Linked DNA regions of Homo sapiens: region 1 is linked to region 2. A link is an interaction called in ENCODE POLR2A ChIA-PET data of the cell type or tissue named here. Cell type or tissue: PC-9. All regions are shown on one strand. Links, peaks and the distances in the headings refer to the core of each region. The heading gives the core; the rest is flanking DNA. Region 1 has its middle 58 kb from the start of MANEA-DT. Region 2 overlaps MANEA (mannosidase endo-alpha).

Region 1 (12,811 bases), core at 2,373-10,372, 77 kb after region 2:
TATATACTTTTATTCAACTTGAAAACTATTCTTTCTATAAACCCTCATTTTAGTTAAAATAGTTCTCATTTAGTTTTGCTCTTTGCAACCAAACAAGAGTATTAATATCAAGTTCAAATGGAGTTCTCAATTAAACCTTTTATGACCTTTAAAAATAACTAAAATTTATTAGGAAGTAAAAAAGATGTACAGAAAATTTTAATGTAGCACAACTAAAAATCAGTATTTTTAGGCCACAGTAAAACTTAAACAGATGTTATAATACTTTCCAAATTGAATAAAACTACATGAATTTCAGAATTTGATTTTGGGACAATTAGCCAAACATGTCAAAAGGCTCAAAATGCTTGATCAAAACAGAGTCATAGGTCACTGCTGTGTCTGGAATTGGTGGGTTCTTGGTCTGACTTCAAGAATTAAGCCACAGACCCTCATGGTGAGTGCTACAGTTCTTAAAGATCGTGTGTACAGAGTTTGTTCCTTCCGATGTTCCGACGTGCCCAGAGTTTCTTCCTTCTGTTGGGTTCTTGGTCTGACTTCAATAATGAAGCCACGGACCCTCATGGTGAGTGTTACAGTTCTTAAAGATGGTGTGTCCAGAGTTTGTTCCTTCCAATGTTCAGACGTGTCCGGAGATTCTTCCTTCCTGTGGGTTGGTGGTCTCGCTGACTTCAGGAGTGAAAGTCCACTTTTGCAGGGAGTATTACAGCTCTTAAAGGTGGTGCAGACCCAGAGTTAGCAGCAACAAGATTTATTGGGAAGAGCAAAAGAACAAAACCTCCAGCCTGATGAAGCGGACCTGAGCGACTTGCTTTTGCTGGCTGGGGTGGCCAGCTTTTATTCCCTTATTTGGCCCCACCCACATCCTGCTGATTGGTCCAATTTACAGAGAGCTGACTGGCCCATTTTACAGAGTGCTGAATGGTCTGTTTTACGGAGTGCTGATTGGTTTGTTTTGACAGAGTGCTGATTGGTGTGTTTGCAAACCTTTAGCTAGACACAGAGCATTGATTGGTGCGTTTACAATCCTTTAGCTAGACAGAAAAGTTCTCCAAATCCCCACCCTACCCAGAAGCCCAGCTGGCTTCACCTCTCATTGTAGTATTATATAATATTCATTTAACTAGAATAATAATCAGAAGACTTCAAAAGCAAAGTAGAAATTTACATGGATTACAAACCTTAATCCTTCAAAAGCTAAGTTTTCCTAAGTAACCCAAAACCCAAGAAAGACAATGTAGCAATTACCTTGATAAAATTTATTATCTTTCTTTAAGTTAGTTACTAGAAAGGAAAGAAAAACCTATGCAGTCATTGTTTCCCCTTACAGGAAGCTCATTTAGGTAACCTGGAAGTCAAACTTGATGAAAAAGTTCCTTGAATTATACTAGACACAGAAAGAATGTGTCTAAGGTTATGAGAGTACACTATATTATAGAGGAATGTAAACAAGAAAACTAGTATCTTGAGCTCTTAATAACAGCATGGGAAGTTTTCTGGTTACATGGAACAATTTAGAAACATAAAGAAAAGCCAAGTGTATAGAATCTAATTATATTGGAGGAAAGCATTGCTTTTCTAGGTCTTTAAAATAAACATTTTAGCATCAGGCCACTAACACAAGAGTTAGAAGTGGAGAAATAAGTTACAAGAGTTGACAAAAAAAAAAAAAAAAAAAAAAAAAAGGTTGAGAGAGTTATCCCCTCAGCCAAAGGAAAAAGATATAGCTTTTTAAGAGGAGAAAGAATAGAATGCCATTCTGTTGTGTATAGCCATGATTATGTAAAACTGCAAATCACGTGCACTGAGATACAGCAAAATTTGAACTTCTGAGCTATAAATCTGAGAAATTGCAAAAGGAAAACTTTATCTCAAGAAATGAAATTATTATTGTAAAAGAAAAGGGCAGCATTTTAAATTTGAAACTAGAAAAATTAAATACATCTCAGCAAGAAATGTGGCAGAAATAGAAACTGTCTGCAGTTTAGAAGATGGCATTAAAGAAACAGATTTTAAAATAAAAAATCAAAACCTGTTGGCAAATTTATTAAGAGCAGGTCAATACTTCAAGAAAACTTTGTTTGCAGTATATACGAACAGGCCCTGGTACTATAACAGTGCTTCCTTGCCACCAATGTTTAATTTTTAGAAAAACACATAAATAATTTCTTTTTAGTCTCAGCTTATCGAAGCACACATAAAACTTCCTTTATAAGGCCCATCCTTTACAAATCCTCTTTGACTTGTTTAGACTGTTTATATTTTCTTAACCTCTAAGTCATTCATTTAAAAAAAATTTATTATTAATTTTATCTTAGTACAAAAATTCACTATATAAGATTATTTATCATACAAAATTATTTTTCCTTAAATGTATATTTCTATTAGTAGAGCTAAATATATTTTTATCTTGTTTGGACATGACTAAGAAATTTAATTAATATCTATTTGTTAATTTAACATAATTTTAAGATTTTAAATTACATAAAAGCTTCATTTATAAACATTTATTCCATTTACAATTACCCATTTTATTTAGCTTTTTAACAATTACACCTAGATTACCTATGAAAATTGAGTATTTACACAGAAGTAATCATTATTTTAAGTTGCCCTTCTATAAATAAATTTTATAACCTATAAACAGAAGCCAATTAATGCAAGTGCTGAATATGCAAAAATCAAATAAACCCAAACATGGATGGAAAACAAAGTACATACTAAGAAGAATGATAAGTCACCTTCTCCAACAAAGGAAAAAAAATCGCTTCACTGAAGCCCCGACCCAAAGGGAAAAATCCCTTCATGCAGACCTGCAGCTGAGGAAAAAGAGTCCTCCCCAACAGGAGATCTCTCACCAAAGAGGAATATCAAGTGTTTTCCTAAGTAAGAATTTTAAAGTTAAATGGATAGGTATGTTGTTAGTAACTCAGAAGATACAGCTATTTTTATTAAATCAACAATATTAAATTAATTGTTTTTATCAAAGAATTGCATAAACAAAGATCATTTTCTTTTAGTCTGGTTATACAGCTTCATGACCTTAAAACATCTAGCAGAGGCAAATACAAAACTGTTTAATCAGTAAATTAAGCCAGGCAAAAATGTACATTCATTATTGAAAACATTTCTAACTTTGTGAAATGTGAAAACATTTCTAATTTTATCAACAATTTTTAAACCAGTTAATTTATCAAAGACGTACTTAAGTAAACTAAAAAGAAATTTGAATTAATTACTATACATTTGACATGAGTACTCATTTATTTAAATGTATTCCTTAAAAGATTTCTGGCTGACTATGCCAGATTTATTATGTAGTCACAACATACAACATAATACATGTACATGTGGATAAATATAATAAACATATATACATACCCATAAATAAAGATGTTACAGCTTTTACTTTAGAATTGTAGTCATGAGATAGTAAAACATACAAACTCATTGGTTTATAAAAGACAGTTAGATCCAAACTATTTTTCTGACAAAATGAAATAAGGCTAAACTTGAAGATTTTTAAAAACAGATAATCATATAAAGGCTGTGAACCAAATTTGGGGTATAGCAGTTTGAATTGGTTACCAATACAATGGATTGGACAAAGAATAGTTAACTGTGAAAATGTGACTACATGACAAAAAGATAAGAGGTATTCTAACAAGGTCTGTATGGTATTTTCTTGGTCTCATGTTTTAGTCCTTGAAGATAAGAATGTTGCCATTTCTTTTAGTATAGGGAGAGTATCTTTTGCATGGAAATATTTTCTTTTGCTTTTAGGAAACAGCATGAATGTCATTTTTTTTATATCTGCTGGTTTTCAATTGTTTTTACTTAAATAGTCAGTATGCCAAAATAGCTTAAGAATTTTGGAAACAGAGAGTTTAGCTTAAGAAGGATAAAGAGGAGGAACTGTAGAAAGAGGAGGGGGAAATTCCAGATAGGAAGCACATACTATCTCACCTAGCTTTGAGATAGTATTTAGTAGCAAGGCAAACTTCGAGTCCTGAATCTTGTTTGTTTTTCCTTTTTTGTAAGTATCAGTATTATCAATTGAGCTGTCAGTCTTTTTTGGAGTGTATGAGCTTTTAGCCATGGCCTTTTAGTATAGTTTTAAGGACAACAGACTGTTTGAATGAACATGTTACCGACTGGAGTCCCAGAAAATATTTTGTTATGTCTTTGTACTTTGGGAGCCCAATTCTAACTAAATTTATCTAGGTGATTTGGTTTAATGTCAAATAAACAAAAGCCAATTAAATGCAAGTGCTGAATATGCAAAAATCAAATAAACACAAACACGAATGGAAAACAAAGTACATTACTAAGAAGGATGATAAGCCACCTTCTCCAACTAAAGGAAAAAAAATCCCTTCACTGATGCCACCACCCAAAAGGAAAAATCCCTTCATGCAGACCTGCAGCTGAGATATGCCATGAGGAAAAGAGTCCTCCCCAACAGGAGATCTCTCAACCAAAGAGGAAAATACCTCTCTCAAACATGGAAGGTAAGCCACCTCCCCAACCAAATCCCAAATAAAACGAACTCAAAACAACAACAACAACAACAACAACAACAACACAGTTGGGGGAGTTTGGTCCAAGAGAGATTCACCAGGGGGAAAAAGGCAACCCAGGCAAACAGGAGGGGATCAAGGGGCCAAGTACAGGTACCTCATTTCATAGTTCTTCACAGTGATTCTCCCTGAGGTGATTCAGCTTTGAAACTATACTTCTGACACCAAGTATGTTTAAGTCAAATAAAATATAGAGACAAATTTTTAAATTTAAAATGTTTTGTCTGGGAAGCAAGAATTGTAATTTGGGGAATACACATAGATTGAGTAGTCTTCGGCATGTCTGAAGAACAAAGAGGTTAGAGGGATTATAGAAAAAAGAAGTGTCGCTTATTGTCTTGAAAGAAAGTTAAATGGCACCAGTTAAGTTTTGACGAGCTGGCAAGCTTCTATTGATGAGTGATAACAGTGGGTAAAATTAGTCTTAAGAGTCACAGCAGGCCGGGTGCAGCGGCTCATGCCTCTAATTGCAGAACTTTGGGAGGTGGAGGCGGGTGGATCACCTGAGGTCAGGAGTTCGAGACCAGCCTGGCCAAAATAGTGAAACCTCATCTCTGCTAAAAATACAAAAACCAACCAGGCGTGGTGGTGGGCGCCTGTAATTCCAGCTACTTGGGAGGCTGAGGCAGGAGAATCGCTTGAACCCGGAAGGCAGAGGTTGCCGTTAGCCGAGATCACGCAATTGAACTCCAACCTGGGCAACAAGAACAAAACTTGGTCCCCACCCCAACCCTCCCAACCTCGCCCACCCCCCCCAAAAAATAAAAAGAGTCACAGCAGATTGTTTCAGTAGGTATTAGATAAAACTGGTTTCAGGCAGTTGCAGCAGCTGGGCTTGTAGAACATTTAATTCTAGGAGCAGGTGCTATGTGCCCTAAGTGCTTTATTCCCCTGGGCTCCTTGATGGCAGTGGTGGCCACTGTGAGGACGCTAGCTGCAGCGGGGGAGGCATAGCCAGTGCTGTGCACTCCACAGAGCCAGTGCGGACTGGGAATAGGTGATTCCAGCAGAAGCTCCAAGCCCTACCGAGTTGTTGGGGCAGCAGCCCGCCCTCCTGGGCGCAGCTGCAGCTCTGAACCTGGGCATCCCCGCACTCTCGGGGCCCCAGGAAGCCCCCTTCTTCCACAGGCTCAGAAGTGTCTGCTTCCGCTCCCCGACCTCTCCCTGCTCCCTGGCACCCGACCTGGTGCAGAGCAAAATTGTGTCAGAGCCCAGGCACTGTAGCAACCCAGCAAGGTGTGCGCATGCTCAGGGCGGCACTGACAGGCCCAGGCCGGCCTCCTGCTGCCTTCGCTTCCTCCAGATTTTGGGTGCCAACAAGCGTGGGAAGGAAGTGGGGGAGCTGAAGGGCGGGGGAGCTGAAGGGCAGGGGAGCTGAAGGCAGCTCAGCACAGACCTACAGGTGCCCCACAGCACAGACAGCCTGAGCGTCATAAACCGCATGTTGATGGTAACAGGAGGCAGACAGGTTCCTGGGCGGGAAGGGGCGGGTCCCCAGTGAAACCCCACCTTCAAGCGAGGGATGGCCTGAAGCCTGCAGGCCGAACTGTCAGTTCCTTGTGGAGTCCAGGACCCAGAGTGAGAACTTCACTGATGCCTTTCGGCCAATCGGATGGTGCTTTTTCCAGGCCCACCCATGACCGCCCATGGACCAATCAGCATGCACTTCCTCTATTCTGAGTCCATAAAAATCCCTGGATTCGTACACACACTCTTCGGGATGACCTGCCTATGGTAAGGATCCGTTAGGGTGTCCTGAGAGCTGTTCTGTTACTCAGTAAAGCTCCTCTCTGCCTTGCTCACGCCCAATTGTACACGTAACTTCATTCTTCCAGGATGCGGGAAAAGAACTCAGGACCCACCAAACGGCCAGAGCAAAAGGAGCTGTAACATGTTCCTGGCCAGCTCACCAAGCTGCAGATGGTGACACACTCCTGGACTGCGGGAGTAAAGGGTGGTGACCCTCCTGGGGGTCCAGACCTTGGGATTCCCCTAGCCAGAGATACTGTAACACTATAGGTCTCCTGCTCTTTGCCTAGGCTGGGCAGCTGCCCCACATGACAGGAAGCAGTGGCAGGGCTGGGCCAGCCCAGGGGTGGCAGAATTGAAGGAGCTGTAACACAAACGGGCTGCACCATGCCCCACCTCCCCACCCGCCTCTCGCCACACTGGGCTACAAGGAGAGAAGAGCTGCGGCCCTACTGGAGGCCCAGAACTCGGGGCTCCCTAAGCCTAGGCTGTGACAAGCTGTAACTCTCTTGGGGGGCTCTGCGGTTACTAGCGTCTCCAAGCTTTCAGGCACCGCCATGTTTCCCTGTGCCAGCAGCAGAAGCTGCTTTTGGTATGGCTGGTTCAGCCGCAGCCTTCCACACAGCCAGCGCCTGTGCCGGTGCCTGGAGCTTCTCCTCCAGCCCAGCTAGTGCGCCTGACTGTGCCCATTGACCGCACCCTGATCTTGCTGGCTCACGCACCCCTTGCCGCTCAGCTTTCCTTTTAGTTTACATTTAACTAACCAGCTTTTGTCTATTTTTAAGATTATTTTATTTTTAGATATGTCTTTCTAAAGAGACATCATTGTATTGTGCTCTTTTAAAATTCAAACCCTTAGTATTTGTTTTTTTAATAGAGACATTTTAAAACATTTATATTCACTTTTGTAATGTTATCCTTGGCTTAGCCTTTGTCACTTAATTATCATAATTTCTCTAATGTTGCCTTCTTATGGTTTTGTTTGTTTTTCTCTTTTGCTGGTGGACTAGGATTTATTATCTCTTGAAACAATCTAGTAGTTCAAAATTTCATTTTTGTTTATCCTCACTCCTTTTTAGAAACATTTTTATGCTTTCCTAGTTATTATATTAAAATTTGTGTACTTATTTTAGCTGTACTTTATAGAGAAAATAATTTTACATTGAATCAACTTAAAATGAGGCTTTACACCTTTTTCATAAGTCTATGTTTGGGTTTCTTTTTTGCATTTTCATTTTAGGTTACCTTGTGTATATATATTTTTCAAAATTAATCATTTCTTTATTAATGAAGGCAGTTTAAGTGATTTTTTAAAAGTGTTTACACTAGGAACATAGTTACTGTGTATATTACTCATGATTGTTGGGGCGCTTTTCTAATCTGAATTTGCAGCTATGCTTTCTCTTTAATATAAACGTGAATGTACTGTGTGAATAACACTTTAACCAATCAAGTTAATCAAGTGTAGAAGCTGTCCAATAGTGGCTTCTCCTTCCATCAGCTAAAAAAGGTTCCTAGTGCTATGTCAGGGAGTGAGGCCATTGCTCTGGGTGTTGGCTGCCTCTCTGAGAAACACTGTCAACATTTGACTCGGTAACTGCATGTCTTTCCCATGGTGAGTGGGAGTACAACAGATTCTCTAGCACAGCAGTCCCCAACCTTTTTGGCACTGGAGACTGGTTTTATGGAGGAAAATTTTTTCACAAACCCAGGTGGCATGGGAGGGGATGATTTTGGGGTGATTCAAAGTGCATTACATTTATTTTGCACTTTATTTTTATTATATATGATAATTTGTATATATAATTTATATATAATGAAATAATTATACATTGTGCCATAATGTGGAATCAATGGAAGCCCTGATCTCATTTTCCTGCAACTAGACAGTCTCATCTGAAGGTGATGGGAGACAGTGACAGATCATCAAATATTAGATTTTCATAAGGAGCATGCAACCTAGATCCCTTATATGTGCAATTCACAATAGGGTTCATGCTTCTGTGAAAATCTAATGCTGCTGCTGATCTGACGAGAGGTGGGGCTCAGGTGGTAATGCAAGCGATGGGGAGAGGCTGTAAATACAGATGAGATAATGTAAATGATCAGGAGTGGCTGTAAATACAGATAAGCTTTGCTCAGTGGTCTGCCACTAGCCTCCTGCTATGTGGCCCAGTTCCTTAGAGTCCATGGACAGATACTGATCCATGGCCCAGGGGTTGGGGATGCCTGCTCTAGCAGACAGGTGAGTCTGGAGAAATGTGGTTACCATTGCTCTGGTAGATTACTGAATCATACAATACAGCAACTTTCAACTGTAAGAAATACCTTGACCTAAAAATAAGGGTGGGAAAGGGAATAATAGTGAAATTCATGTTATCTTCTTTGATAATTTGTTCTCACTAACACAGTCTTCTGATTAAAGAAACTGGGTGTCAAAGGTGTTAAATTAATTGTCCACAGATGGGTTGTGGAGGATTGAAGTAATTATTCTTTCTGTTGGAGAGATCTGGCTTCACTATGGAATCTGTTGTTGACCTTAATATATCCCAGGGATACTAGAAGGATAGTAACCTTCAAAACTGAAAAACCTGACCAACATCAGGAGTGAGAGAAGGCATAGAAATCAATATTTCCAGAGTCTAGTATCGCTCCTATACACACTAGAACTAGCTTTGAGATAGGTAGGTATAAAAAGTATCCTGGTTGTCTGGCTTAACTTCCTCATGATGTTTGCTAAATTGTCCCAATATCTTTTAGTTACATCAGAATTATTGCAGAACACTATATGGTTTAAATCACACATGTCATTTTTTAAATCAAATTGCCTTGGATAATATCTCACTTAAATGCATGTTGCACCATTTCTTTTCTTTCTCCACAACCTTTACAGCTAAATTTTATCCATTCTTGCCTTATATTTATCTCATGGTAATTGTAAAAACAGTATAGAATAATTTTTTTCCTAAAAAAGTTATTGCTATTACATTTTCTGAAGCCTTAAATAAATTTTTATTAACACTTTGATCTGTTATACATTACTTTAATTATAAACTTTGCTCCTTGAGTGTTTAAGGCATTAACATTCTTATGCAATTGGTAACATTCTTATGTCATGTGTCACTATTTTTGTCTTTTCTTTCCTTATCTTTAACAAAGAGACACCTATGCAAATGCAATGTTGAAGAACAGGAAAAAAAGGACCCTCATTTAATTTTGGCTAGGTGCTGTCAGGTTTTGCTTCACTCTTTTGAAGATGAAAGACAGGTAGTGAGTTAATGCCCAATACCGTGGATGACACAAACCAGATATTCAGTAACTACTTTTTCTCCTTCTAAATGTGAGACGCCATTTAGAGCTTCCCATTTTTATATACAGAGATCTTTTCTGGGTTCTGCAGTGGAAACAAGAATTCCCTTTCCAAGGAGTTCTAATTTGGAAAACGGCAGTATAGAATAGGCTTAAAGTATCTTTGAGAATTCTAAGGCATAGAGGCAAAATAGAGGACTAGGGATTTAATTTTTCTTTGGAAAGCCTTTCTATATTTGTGTGTCCAAGGTTAATAATGGCTCCATTTTTCAGGTTGGCTTTTTTCCTATTTCCTTGAATTAGAAATTTTTGTTAAGCAAGTCAGACTCATCTTATTTACGTTCTTGTCCATTCTTATGGTGTAAGTCAACGATAAGGATCCTAGTTATGTTATAATTACCTAATTGACTTTTCTAATTATTGAGGATTTGGGAAAAAACTGATAAAATTCTGTAAAATACTTTAATTCTATAAAATACTTTACTTAAGGTTTTTTTTCCCTTAGTATTTGGATATTCTCATGGAAATTTATAAAACAGTTAGGAGGTTGACGTCTCTAGCAATTTTAGTGCTTCATTGTCATGCTGGAAGTCAGCCTTTCCACTGTCTTAAGACCCTTGAAGCCTGAGTGATTTTCCTGAAGACTGACGGCTAAAGCAGAGTACGTAACCTGAAAACCCTAGACTAACTCCGACCTGCAGATATACTTTAATAGGTCCACATAAGGGTTTGTTTTTAATGGTAAAATAAGCATAGCGACATAAGCTTACCATTATAATAATTTTAAGTGTACTATTCAGTGACATTAAGTACATTCATATTGTTGTGTAACCACATCACTATCTAACTCCACAACCTTTTCATCATCCCAAATTAAAATTTACTCACCAAATAATAATTTCCATCTCTTCCTCCCCCCAGCTCCTGGTAACCACTATCTGCTTTTTGTCTCTATGAATTTAACTGCTCTGGGTACCTCAAATAAGTGGAATCATGCAACATTTGTTCTTTTGTGTCTGGCTTATTCTGCTTAGAATAATGCTTTCAAGGTTCATATATGTTGTAGTATATATCATAACTTCCTTCTTTTTTTAATGTTGCTGAATAATATTTCATTGTATGTACATGTCATATTTTGTTTATTCATCTGTTCATGGATATTTGGGTTGTTGCCACCTTGTGACTATTTTGTGAGTAATTCTGTTCTGAATATTGGTCTGCAAATATCTTTTCAAGTCCCTTCCTCTGCTTTCAATTCTTCTCAGTATGTACCTCGAAGCAAAATTGCTAGATCAATGGTAATTCTATGTTTAATTTGGAGGAGAATCTCCAAACTGTTTTCCACAGTGGTTTCACCCTTTTACATTTTTTTTCCAGCAATGTATGAGGGTTCCTTGTTTCTTTTTCTTTTTTTTTTTTTTTTTTTTTTTTTTTTTTTGAGACGGAGTTTCGCTCTTGTTGCTCAGGCTGGGGTGCAATGTTGCAATCTCGGCTCACTGCAACTTCCACTTCTCATGTTTAAGTGATTCTCCTGCCTCAGCTTCCCAAGTAGCTGGAATTACAAGCACCCGCCACCACACCCAACTAATTTTTGTATTTTTAGTAGAGACAGGTTTTTACCATGTTTAGCCAGGCTGGTCTCAAACTTCTGACCTCAGGTGATCCGCTTGCCTCTGCCTCCCAAAGTGCTGAGATTACAGGAGTGAACCAGCACACCTTGCCTCACTGTGGTTTTAATTTGTATTTCTATATAGTGTTTTGATACATTTTGAAAAAGTAGTCAATATTGAAATACTTAAAGATTTTACATAGAAACCTTGAATTCCAGCTTATCTTGAAAAACCAGAAGGTATGATAATATATATTTCTACCTTTCAGCCATGAAGCTGAGGATTGGTAGCCCTTTTAGAGGAACACGTGCTTCCAGACCAGGTATATGCTTCCTATTTTGTCCCAAGCCACCCTATATGGCCCACTCATTTATGTTATTTGCATATCCATATAAATAGTAAGTTTGCAGTCTCTGTCATTTAGTCATCCCAGACAACATATGTTTTCATCTGGGATTAGTCCATAAATATTCTGATACTTAGTTGCTATGGGGTGATATTTAGTTGCTATGCTGTGACGATAATTGACACAAGTCATAAAAAGTAACTTAGCAGGCTAAGTGAAATTATAATATTTCAGTTGTTATTGCCATTTTAGATCAATAAACATAAAGTTTGTGGGCAGGTTTTGACTCAGAATGTGTCTTAAATTCGAATTATCCCCAGGAGGGTTGCTATTTTGAGTGTTTAAAAAATCTAATTAAATTAAAGAAACGTTTGGAAATTGCCTGTAGTACTTGAACAAGCAGTTTTTGTAAAAAATAAGAAAAAGTAAATAGCTATTTTAATGGGAAAAACATCCAGCCATGAAGTCTATTTTTCTTGTCTTTGTAACAAAGCAGGTTAGGCTGGAGTCCATTCACTGCCACAAAAACCAGCCCTCCACAATGTCTGCTTGAATTCATTGAAACTTTTCCTTTCTGTTAAGAAACGGAGAGAGATGAGATAATAATAGCAGTGATATGATGCATTCTGTTTCCCTGCATGGCCTGTTTTTGAGCCCTGAATGAAGGAGGAGTTAAAGGCAGAAATGTGTCGAGTAATTTTGGGCAAAGTCAAAACTGCATTGGGAACAAGGAAAACATGTGTTGTACAGAACTAGGGATAGCATGTTTTGCCTCTCTGTGCAGAAAACAACAATGCAGCCAGAATCTTAAAAATATTTGTCAATGTTTGGTGATAGCCAACTTTGCATGAATATTATTTATTTTTCTGATGAGCACCACCAATGTTGAGGCTTCTCTGAATAGTGGGAAGAGGAGTTGGATAATCAGAAGACAGAGCAAAAGAACAAGAATAGAGCAGAGACTGTGCAGTAGCTATAGTTGAAAGAGTGATGTATGGATCCACATATGAAAAACCTATTTGGGAACAGTCAGAAACAGTAGGGACACTTTGGAGGGTTTTAATTTTCAAGAATATATTCCTGGGACTCTTGCCACTATGATTTTAAAAAGAAAGAAATCTACAAAGTTACTTGGAATTATTGGGTTACTAATTTGTATCAGTTAAAATGCCATCTATTGTACATAACAAACAAGATTCCTTTCTCAATGGGATTGA
Region 2 (12,811 bases), core at 1,610-9,609:
GCATGCTTTTCTTATAAAAGAGAATAAGAGCATAATCATGCAAGCACATAGTATACATTATCTCTTCTCACATCTCATCAGCCAAAGCAAGCCATAAGGCCAAACCCAACAACAACAGGGCAGGAAGTATACTTACTCTTTGCATGCAGGGGAAGGAAAACCAGATTATTTGCTAAACAATGACGGAATCTACCAAATATTTCTGTCATGTCTTACTCAAAAAATTGTTCCGTTGCTGTGTTCTTAATGGTGCAGGATATAGAGGAAGGAATCCAGCCCTGATTTTTACACTCTCTGCAAAACCAGCCTACTAAATGACAGTTATAAGTGCAACAGCCTTTGCTCTAGCAAACATGCAGACAAGTATACTTTAAAAGAACAGAAACTAAATCGCTTTGAAAAATCAAGATTTAAATTTTAGTTTCACTCATTTACACTTCCAAAAAAAAACCTAGTCACATTTGCTAAAGATAATGAAAAATAACTAAAGCACCAATCATTTCCTTTTCTTGCATGTTTGTTTATAATTTAAAAGGCACTTACTTAAAATAACTCTTGGTTGAAGTTAACAAATCAAAATTACAATTACAAAATATTTAATGACTAATATTAGTAAAAACATTATATAATCAAAATGAATGAACTATAACAAAAGTTTAACTGTGAGACGGATTCATTCCCTAAAAATTCTCCATCCATTTAGTATTTCCATGCTTTGAAGACTAGCAAGAAAAAAGAGATGTTACTAATGAACGCATTTTACACTTAAAAGTTTTAGATGTGGTCAGTTATGTGCATTGGAGGCTCCAATTTGTCAGCACACAATCTACAACATCATTAATCTTTTCCTATCAGATTGCCTTAGCACACTGAATAATTCTAGTAAGGTACTGTCATTCATTAAACATATTAAAATTTCCTTATATTAGCAAGAAAAGGGAAAGTTTTCCATTCTTTAAAAAAACAGGATTTACTGCATTTTATTGAGTTAGGAAAAATGTCTGTTCCACAACAACAGAAATCATAGACAAATCCAATAAAACTATCTTATGGTTTCATTGTCATTGTACAAATGAAGGGGATAAGCCAAGAAGATCAAGGAACTAATATAAGATTCCAGAGCTACTCAGTTAGAACAAGCTCCAGTCTCATGATTCCAGGTCTATTCTTTGTCTATACATAGTTCCTCACCATACACGAGGCCAAGAAACTGTTCTAAAAATTTTGGAAAACATTAGTCTATCGTGTTCCAAGTTTTTCTGATCATTAGATATAAAATCCCTAGCACAGAGAGATCAAGTATGCTGGCAACATTAAATAGGCAATTAGTGGTCGAGCTCTTTGCCACACTCTCCTTCTCTACACAGACACTTTAAACAGGAGAAAAAGCCAACCAATCCTCATATATCATAACATTTTCATTTTCTCTTTCAAAACTTCCTGAAAGTACTAAAATAGCCAGTTTCTTGAGCTTCCATCTTCCAGGATTTTGGCAGGGCCTGGACAGAAAAGCAGCTCTTGGGCTTGTTTTGTGGAAGATAAATCAATCACTTACCCAACCTCAGCCTGGGCACCAGAACCTGGAGGCTTGCCTATTTGCAGATTTCAAATGCCAATAAGAACTCACTGAAAGGCACCAAGGGACATGGCAGGTGACAGCTCTTGCTAGACAGCTAATTTGAGAGATGCTGTCTTAACAGTTTCAGGATAGTAAATCAGAAAGAAGAGGCAGCTTTATGGACAGAAATAAAAAAATGCTTGCCTATTTAGCTCTTTCTCACTCCCTACAGTTCCATTTCTATTCTCCAATAACTACTCAATCTCTAGGCTGCAAAAGGAAAATTAAGACAAAACTAATGTTTCACATTTTTATTTGAAACGAAATATTTCAACAGTGGTCCATAACATATCTTACAGGGCTCAATTACCAGTATTGGACAAACCAGATTGTCCTCCATTAGAATATAACTGCAAGAAGTTACAGAGCAAATAAAAAGCTTCAGCAAATTTTAAGAGTGGTTGCAATCTCAGAGTGGTCTCTAGTTAAAAGAACCTACATCACTTTTTTTTTTTTTTTTGAGATAGACTCTCACTCTGTCGCCCAGGCTGGAGTGCAGTGGCACCAATCTCAGCTCACTGCAATCTCTGCCTCCCAGGTTCAAGCAATTCTCATGCCTCAGCCTCCTGAGTAGTAGCTGGGACTACAGGTGTAGTATATCCATCAGATATAGTGTTTGAAATAAGATACTAAGAGACACCCTTTATCAAGCTAAAGAACTTTGGTTACTAAGGACTTCATTAACAATGAATTTTTATTTCCTAAAATTTTCAGTATCTCTTAAGATAACCATGTTTTACCTTCTTTAAATAATCAATGAAGTTTTATTTACTTAGTGCTTACTCTGTGCCAGACAGCAATCTATGTTTTACATATATTATCTAATATAATCTTTATAACCATTCTGTGTGTAAGGAAGGTTTTGTTGCTATTTCTATTTTAGAGATGAAGAAGCTGAGACACAAGTCATTTATAAAGCTACAAGGTGGTTGAGCCAGGATTGAATGCAGACCTGAATTTAGATTCAGATTTCATATGATTGGAACCATTCTTAAATCCTTGCTAATAAACACTTCTTCTCAAAATTCCCTCTAGGAATTTTGAATCTATTTTCATTGGTAAGATTAGTCTGTCTCTTTCTTGTTCTATCCTTTCTTAGTTTTAAATAAAAATTGTGCTATTGTGGAATAAATTTGGAAGTTTTCTGTGGTTGCCATTCTTCAAGATGGCCCCCCGATACCCATCTCCTGGTATTCATAACTTTGCAGTTCCCTCCCACATTGTGCCATGGTTGTTTTATCCGTAGATAAAACAACAGAATGGGACAGAAGTATTAACACGTCATTGCCAAGATTTATGTCAAAAAACAAAACAAACAAAAACAACCCTGTAGCCCCTATATTAGACTCTCTCTCAGATCTTTCACTCTAGTGAAGCTGGAGGCCCATATATAGAAGTACAGAGTCTCCAGTTCACCTGCTGCAAAGAACTGAGGTCTGTCATCCACCACATGAGAAAGTCTGTTAGTGGATCCTCTAGCCTCAGATGACTACAGCACCAGCCAATAGCTTGCCTGTAACCTCCTTCAGAGACCCTGAACCAGACACTCCCAAATAAGCCACTTCCAGATGCTTGACCCTTAGAAATTGTGTGAGGTAACAAATGTTTATTGTTTTAAGCTACCAAGTTTTGGAATAATTTGTTATGCAGCAATAGATAGTGAGTATACTTGACACTGTATTTCAGTTATCATAAAAATCAACTATTCTGAATACAACTGAGAGGTAAACCTGACACTTTGGGGAAGACATTTGTTCAATTATCTTTTATACGTTTTTTTCTAGGATAGTCAATTCAGATTCTTTAAACCTCTTTCTGCACCAAAAAAAATTAATTTTAGTATTTTCCTATAAAACTACCATATAAATTTTAAATAGACTGATATAAAATCTTAAACTCTCTTCTGAAACTATAGGTATATTTCTTTTCAATTTTTGCTGATATGTTTTCTCAATTTCTTTTCTTTTTTAATCTCACCAATGGCTTGCCTATTGTTTTTTCCCCAAAAGTGGACAATAGTAAAGATTAATTTATCCAGACTACTGATTTTGAAGGACTTGTATACTATTTAATTAATTTCACACTTCATCTATCATAGTTCTTTCTTCTACTATGTCTTATTATTTAGGTCCCATTGGTATTGATAATGCAATAATCTCAGTGCTATTTATATCACTTAAATTTCAGAGTTATTCTCAATTATGTTATTAAAATTTTAATAATTTTATACTTTCTAAATGGTTTGGACTTAATTATTAACATTCCATGGTACTGAATGTGGTCAGAGAATGCAGACTCTATGGTTATAATTTTTATGAATTTATTAGAATTAATGTTGCTACCTAATACATGACCAATTTTTAAAATGTATCTTTGGATATTAAAAACAGTGCTTATTTACTTGCTATTCAGTATAAAATTTTCTTTTGTAGTGCTATTTAAATACTTTTAATCATCACTCCTATTTGTTTCCATGATTCATTAATTTCTAAAAGAAATAAAATCTTAAGACTGTCAGAAGTGTTCCCTCATTTGCAACACACATTAATTTCTGCATCAAATATACTTGATCTTTCTGCTGTATTCTATATTTACTCAGGTGTGTATGTGTATGCACATTAAATAAGGTTTAAATGAAAATTGGATTTTGAAAAATATTTGAGCAAGTTTATTTTTTAACTACTTTATAAATATGCAAAGTTACATGGTTAATACTTGTTTTTAGATTTTTGACATCTAAGATATTTAGACATATAAATCTTCACTACTATATTATCTTCACAAAAGAACCTTTCAATCCCTTTCTACTATAAAAAAATAAAACATTAGAAACATAGTAAAGAATCTCTAAAATATAATTTAGATAAGATTGAAATTCCTATTATAGAAATTTTCTTTATGAAATATAGTATTTAAAAGATTCTAAGTCATTATCATTTTTAATTAAAATTACTATTTCAAAAATTGTTATTACTCTCCTCTTGTCCAAAAGAATTAACTTATGTATAGCTTGAAAATAAAATAAAATACCTTTAGGTTATATTTATGAGCTTTATCCAAAATAGTGGGTACCAAGTTATCAGTAGGTTCTCCATTTTCATCATTTACATCAGGTGGGTACCAAGAGAGGGCTAGTACACCTAATAGAAAAGACCAAAAAGAAAGGGAAAAGACAAGAACATGAATGCAGATATTCTTAAAAAGGCACAGTAAGTACCAAAGAGTTAACAATAGAAGAACATATTTATACGAGGTGGTTTTGTTAAGTTCCTTCAGAATACATATGGCTATTTGATCACTTTGTCAATATTTATGACCTCTTTATCAGGCATTAATAAGCTTTTGTAAAAGTGAACAGACTTTACATTTTAGAGTAAGTTTTAGGTTTACATAAAAATAGCAAAGAAAATATGGAGTTCTCATATACTCTTCCTCCTACCTGCCCCAACCCTCCACACGGTTTCTCCTATAATTAACATCTTTCATTTGCTACAATTGATGACCCAATATTGAAAGATTTTTATTCACTAAAGTCCATAGTTTACATCAGGGTTGACACTTTGTGTTGTACAGTTCGACAGGTTTTGACAAATCTATTATACCATATGCTCTCCATTAGAGTAGCTGAAAAACTAGTTTTACCAGCTCTATAAACCTCCTGTGCTATACTGATTCATCCCCGTTCCCTCTCCCCCTCACCCCTGCCAATAACTAAGCTTTTTGCTGCCTATAATTTTGCCTTTTCCAGAAGGTCATATAGTTGGAATTACAAAGTATGTAGCTTTTTAGAACTGGCTTCATTCATTTAGCAACTTGAATTTTTAGGTTCCTTCATACCTTTTCATAACTTGATAGCTCATTTCTTTTTACTGCTGCATAATATGCCATTGTATTTATTTTATACATTCACCTAATGAAGGACATCTTGGTTGCTTCCAATTTTTGCCCATTATGAGTAAAACTGCTATAAACATTTATATGCTGTTTTTGTGTAGATCAATACCTTTTAACAGAAGATTCTAACATAGTAAAATAATTACTGTTCCTCTCTGTAGTGCCTGCCTACTTATTTTTGAACTGATAAATTATGTGTTAGAAGCATAAATTACATGAAAATCACTAACTGGAGACGGAATATTTAAGATGAATTAATTCAAAGCCTCATTACGTATACAAAGAAATGGACAGTCATTAGAAAGATTGCACAAATTTCTAGATAAATAAACAGACTCTTTAAGGCAGAGAAATAAATAATAATGGTACCAAAAGAGAAGCATATGGAAATTAAGAAATTGAAGGTAAGAAACTGCTGGAGAACTAAATTTTAAGACCTAAGTTTTGTGCTAGCCGCCATGTACAAATAAGTAAGTCCCATCTAGGACAACAAAATCAAAGTTAATGGAAAAATAATCCTTATGTCCCCTATCCACTCTGAAAATAAGAATGGCAACTAGAACGAAACATAGAAAAAATAACCTATAACATATGAGGCTTTAGGGAAACTGGCTAGCCAGAGGAAGGCATATCCTAGAGAGAAATGCTGGTGAGAAAAGTGTCTGGAGACAATCCAACATTTTATAAGCGATCACTTACAATCTTGTAAGATTACTAGCCCAGCTTATAAGAAGAATATCACCAATGAAAATAAGAATGACAACAAAAAGTTTTCTCAACATGGGACCTACGAAAAAATTATTTTATGCAGAAAATGAAAGGAACAAAATAAGAAAAAATATTAAACAACAGAAAGATTATGCTATGAATCACATGAAAATTATAAGCAAAACATTCTTCCATAAAAGTAAAAACAAAACAAGATTCCTGTTTCTAATAATAGCAGACTAGTCTAAAATAACAGTTGGTCTAATAGTAAACCAAGCACTCTCCATGAAAATAACCATTATTATTATATAAAACACGGGGAGAAAATGTCTTAAAGAGCTGAAGAGAGTAAGAAATGTCCTGGCCAAATTGAAGGGAAAATGTGAAACCAGAAAGATAAGTGAGCAAGGAGGTCTGTTTGCCCCAAGCAAAATTGGTACAAGTAAACCAACTCTCAAAAGCAGTGAATTAAACTGCAGGTTCACAATGCTTGTACAATCCTCTAGCTTTAGACCTAATTTAAGGTAACCAGAAATGGTATTCTAAACAGTCACCAGGCAGAAGCAAAAGAAAATCCTTTCTGGAGGAAGGCATCTTCTTCCTGGGCCTCAAATTATTTACAAAAAGTATTTCATAAAGAACAATAAATAGTATACAATCAAAGATAATTAAGAACACAAAGAATAAAACACCATGCACAAGAATTGGCAGAAACAAGACAACAGCAACATGCAACAACTTCAGGTATCGCCATTACACACACTTCTAAAAATTACCTTCATAGTTTAAAAAAGATAAAAAGCACTTACCTTTAAAAATGCAGAAAATCATTACTTTTGCCCTTTTCCTAATTCATCTACCACTCTTCTATTTCTTTTTGTGAGAGGCAGGGCAGTATAGTAGAATATGCATGCGCTTTGAACATGTATTCAAATATCTCACCACTTATCAGCTACATGAACTAAGGGCAAGTTAACTTCTTGCTTCTGTGGCCTCACCATCAAAACACAGATTATTCTTACCTTTCAGGATATATTTTAAGTACACACATAAAATTCCACTTACTAGACTACAGTATTCAAGAAATATTCGTTCCTTTAACTACAACATTCTCTGTTTTTTCCCTCACATTTTTCCCTCCCTCTTCAACCATACCCCTCTCCTAGCACGCACATACACATGTACACACACATGAGCTTTTGCTTTTTTTTTTTGAGACGGAATCTTGCTCTGTTGCCAGGCTGGAGTGCAGTGGCACAATCTCAGCTCACTGCAACCTCCGCCTCCCAGGTTCAAGTGATTCTCCTGCCTCATTCTATCGATTACAGATAGAATCCCTCCTCTGGGATTACAGGCACCCACCACCACACCTGGCTAATTTTTGTATTTTTAGTAGAGATGGGGTTTCACCATGTTGGCCAGGATGGTCTTGATCTCCTGATCTCCTGATCCTCCCACCTCGGCCTCCCAAAGTGCTGGGATTACAGGCGTGAGCCACCACACCCAGCCAGTCTTTTCCATCTTTATACTATCATCTCCATTCCACCATTTCTTTACTCTCTTCCTCAAGCTTGATTACATTCTAGTCCTATGCTCTCCAAAATAATACCCATATCTACCATATAAATTAAAATTTAAAAGAATTAAGTTTTCTTGCACACTCAACTAGCTACGTTTCAAGTGTTCAATAGCCACATATGACTATGTATCTACTGTTTTAGGCAGCACAGATAGAGAATATTTTCATCATCACAGAAAATTCTACTGGATAGCGCTGCCATATTATTCTGATTCTCCTAATAAATTAACCATCCCATTCTTGGTCTAGTAATTTCTCTTCCTCTTTTATCCTCTTTGCAAGTATACTCTATGGCTTTGGAGGAATGTTCTTTCTTCTCCCTTACAATGTTGTTATATTTCAGCTTCTTTATTGCATCAATTATGACTTCCAGATATCTAATTCTATCCCTATACTGTGATCCACAGCCCAATTAATCATTATACAGTGTCTTCTGGACTGTGGCACTGAATAAATACTAGCCTGGGAACCACGCCAGTGATTGTCGTACTTCTGAGGAGTGTTGGGAATTTACAATGGCAGTGAATCCTTGATAGTAACCAGAGAAGTGTCTATAAAATAAGCCAACTGAGTATCACTTATAAGTAAAATCTATTACTCTGTATTTCTGTCATCCTAATTGCTTAGCAAACTCTAGGATGCTCTTTGAAGTCCATTCTTGAAATATTAGCAAACTAAATGCAAAAACTCATGTCATGTTGCTCATGTCACCCCTCCATGCCACTTATTACAGGACCTTCAATATAATTGATAGTCAATTTTTTTTGTTGTTAGTAAAGTGATGCATTCAAATAGGATAACAGTTAAGAATATAGGGTATAAAAATCAGATAGGCCTAGAGAATCGAGTTCTTATTCTGTTATTTGATAGATGAGTATCTTTAGGTAAGTTATTTTACTTAAGTTTCCACATCTGTAAAATGTAGGATAAGGCCTGTTTTAAAAAGCACAAATGAGAGAATGCATCATGCAGAGTAAAACACCTAAAAAGTGATTATAAATAACACTTAATAACAAGAAGACAGTATAATGATGGATAAATTTGGATACCTTGAGCCCCAGAAAACTTGTTATGTGTTCATAGGAAATTTAGAGCTTCTTTTGAACATCTCAAACATTCTTTCAAACTAAAGCTTTAAGAGAAAAAAAGGCAAGCTCATTTCTAGACGTAACACAATTTTCACTATCTTACCCAGGGTGACATACTTTTAACAAAATTTTACAAGGTACAGAAAAAAAAGCAAGAAAAACAATTCACTGACAAGAAACAAAGCAATCAATAGAAACAGACTCACAAATGAGATACGTTGGAATCATCAGAGAGAGAATATAAAATTACTGTAATGAATATCTTAAAGGATCTAATGGACAAAGTAGCTAACACACAAGATCTGGCAAATTTCAGCAGAGATATGGGAACTATAAGAACAAATAAAACAGAAATGCCAGGAATGAAAGACTACTTAAAAAGATGAATTAATGCCTTTAATAGGCTCATTAACAGAGCTGAGGAGATAATCAGGAAACTTCAAGGCAAGTCAAAAGAAATTACCTTATCCAAATTACCATAATGAGAAAAAAGACTGGGGAAAACAATAGAACAATGCATTTAACAGTTGCGAGATAAATATCAAAGTTCTAGTACACATGTAATTGGAAACCCAGAAGTAGGAGGTTTATTTGAAAAAATAATCAGGCTGGACACGGTGGCTGACGCCTGTAATCCTAGCACTTTGGGAGGCCCAGGCAGGTGGATAACGAGCTCAGGAGATCGAGACCATACTGGACAACATGGTGAAACCTTGTCTCTACTAAAAGTACAAAAATTAGCTACGCGTGGTGGAGCACATCTGTAGTCCCAGCTACTTGGGAGGGTGAGGCAGGAGAATTGCTTGAACCCAGGAGGCAGAGGTTGCAGTGACAGTGAGCTGAGATCAGGCCACTGCACTCCAGCCTGGGCGACAGGGTGGGACTCCATCTCATAAAACAATAACAATAATCACTAAGAATTTAGCAAAATTAATAAAAGACACAAAGCAACAGATTAAAAATTCAGAGAACACCAAGAAGGATAAATAACAAAAAATAACAGGAGTAACAAGTAACCATACCATGTTTAGACTGCTAAAAAACAAAATAGAAAAAAGAAAAAAAGAAAAAAATTAAATGCAGCCAGAAAACAACAACAGCAACAACAAAACATATCCATCCAAGAAAATGAGGATATAAAAAGATTTTTTTAAATTACGGCAGACTACTCATCAGAAACCATGAAAGACTGAAGAAAAAGAAGAAAAAAAGAAATGGAATACATTTTCAAAATTCCAAAAGAAAACAATCCCCTAAAACCTGCCCATTGAGAATTCCATAGGTGATGAAACATCTTTCAAAATAAAGGCTACAAACAAAATTTGAAAATATTCATTGCAAGGAGACCAGTAAAACAAGATAAAAGAAATTTTTAAGAGAGAAAGAATATGATATTAGACATACACTTGGATCTACATTAAAATATGGATGGGGAACAGTAGAAATGGAATAAATGTAAAAAACATTCTTACTTTTAATCACTGTGAAAAACAACTGATTATTGAAAAGAGTGATCAGCAAACTATGACCCATCGGCCAAATCTTGCCTTTTACAGGCCAATTCATCTATATATTTGTCTATCTATTGCTTATAACCATTTTCACACTATAAGGATAGAGCTGAGTGGTTGCAAAGAGAGAGAGTGAGGGACTCACAAAATCAAAAATATATATTAGGCAGTCCTTTACAGAAAATGCTTGCCAACCTCTGGCCTACAGCAATGATAGTAAAATACCATTTCTTATGTGACAGAATTACGACAATAGCAAACTATGGGAGGGAAACATAGGGAATATCAGTGGTGAAGACCTTACATTACACATTAAGTATATATTATTTGCAAGTAGACTGTCTCCTTGCAATGAATACTTTCAAATTTTTTTTGTAGCCAAAGGTTGGGCATCTATAGCAATATGAAAGCTTTATGGAATATCACCACTCTACAGTTATAAATATAACCTTTAAACTTAATGCAAATAGTTATTATAAAAGGAAATTTTATGACATCATATTAGATGTTATTAGGTACATTTAAACTTTATGTGTCTAATTCATCTCATTGTGACTTCTACTTTTATGTATAAATTTTTAAAGGCAGGAGATGCAGAAGTAAGAATTGTAACCTTACTAAAACAAATATGTCATACTTTCAGGAAATATTCTAATGTTGAAATCCATCCAGTGTTTTTAAAGCAACAATGATGAAAACAAAGGAACTGGGAAATGTGACTTGCTCATTTTTATGTCCCTAGAATCTAGCACAAGCTTGGAACGTCATGGAAAATCAATAAATATTTAGTGCTAAACTGAAACAATGGGAAGATAATTTTAAAGTCATAGAGTACATTATGTTTTGCTAAATGTAGCAGTTCTCTATTTTGCCATAACAAACTATCACAAATTTAGTTGCTTAAAACAACGTAAATTTATTACCTTACAGTTTTGCATGTCAGGAGTGTTGACATGGGTCTTAATATGCTAAGATCAAGGCCAGGTATTGGACTGGATGACATTCCTTTCTGGAGGCTCTAGGAAAGAATCCCTTTCCTTGCCATTCAAGCTTGTAGAGGCTACCACATTCTTTGGCTCATGAACTTCTTGTTCCATCTTCAAAGATAGCAACAGGGGGTCGAGTCTCTCGTGCATCCCTCTGACTCTCTTTTCCCTCTTCTTCTATTTATAAGGACTTATGTGACTAGATTAGCTGTACCCAAATAATGAAGGATAATGCCATCTCAAGTTCAGATGATTAGCAATCTTTTGCACCTGCAACCCTAATTCCCCTTTTGCCAAATAAAATAATATATTCACAGATTGTGGGAATTACGATGTCCACATCAGAAAATGGGGGCTATTTTCTGACCAGTCTACTAAAGTTTTAGTAAACTGTATAAAAAAAAGAAGGCATTCATCTGTTACTTTTAGAGTTGTAATACAGCAATACAAGAGGATAGAATACATGATACGTAATATTTTACTTAAAAGACTTGAAAAGGATACAAATCTACCATATGCCATTGTAATATATCTGATACATTATATATAATAATTGGATTTTAAACATAACATTAATAGTTCATTTTAATTTTATCATTCTTTTCAATGAAGGGTTGAGCCATTAGGATTTATGCCAACCACACTTAATTGTAAAAGCAGAAAATCAACCAACTTGTACTCTGCGATATAACAGCATAATTACTTCACACAGCAATTCAACTTAAGATAAAAAGAAGGCCATTTATATCAAAGGAAAAATATGAATGTTAAATATGTAGTCAAAGCACAGTCAACCATACAACAATTTAAACAGCCTTCATTTACTATCTTCTTCAATCCAAAGAATGCCTGAGTCAGCATGCCAGCTCCATGGATTAAATTAGGGTTTTGAGTCAGTATTCCAACAGTCAAATTATTTTCTGCCTGGTAACAATGAGTATAATTCAATATTTAACTCATTAAGAAATTATTTCTTTATTTATAAATTGATTATGTCACTTTTATTATCAAGTTTATTTTTTAATTTTGTCTAGGAGAAAATCCATCAAAAAGTAAAATATTTGCATCCGTAGTGAAGCTGTCAACATTTAAAATTGAAATGACTGTATTACTGTCAATGTTTAGAAATAATTAATGTTCATATACATGATACAATACTAAAATATTATACAGGGAAAAAGGTCTTTATAAATATGAATAGGCATAAAAATGTTTACTGAAACTTTTCTTCCTGATCACAAACTATACCAAAAATAGTGTAACACATATATTTCTATTTAAAATTTATATTTACCACATATATTATTTATATATGTTTATGTATTACAAATATGTATTAATATTAGTTATATTTATAATGGAGGGGAAAAAACCCTCATTGTATACTATTCAAATTGCAAATGAAAATTAAAACTTTAAAGAACAAC

Evidence for each region. ChIA-PET counts read pairs that join two places held together with the same protein. Peaks named below come from ENCODE experiments on the same cell type or tissue, not always from the same donor. Only the 100,000 strongest peaks of a DNase experiment are listed, where the experiment ranks them.
Region 1: POLR2A ChIA-PET joins it to region 2 with 19 read pairs; 4 of 35 experiments call an interaction of 5 or more read pairs at or near these places.

Annotation. Positions count from the first base shown.
Region 1 is chr6:95,512,850-95,525,660 of GRCh38, reverse strand. No RefSeq gene overlaps it. Among named protein-coding and RNA genes, the nearest start is that of MANEA-DT, 58 kb to the left of the region's middle. RefSeq lists a silencer at 3,551-3,751. In PC-9, for the core only: no CTCF peak of the experiment used is centred there; DNase peaks (open chromatin) are centred at 6,170 and 9,470; H3K4me3 peaks cover 2,145 bases; H3K27ac peaks cover 715 bases.
Region 2 is chr6:95,588,684-95,601,494 of GRCh38, reverse strand. MANEA (mannosidase endo-alpha) reads right to left here. Exons shown (of 5, transcript NM_024641.4): 3 at 4,649-4,758. Among named protein-coding and RNA genes, the nearest start is that of MANEA, 18 kb to the right of the region's middle. In PC-9, for the core only: no CTCF peak of the experiment used is centred there; a DNase peak (open chromatin) is centred at 5,274.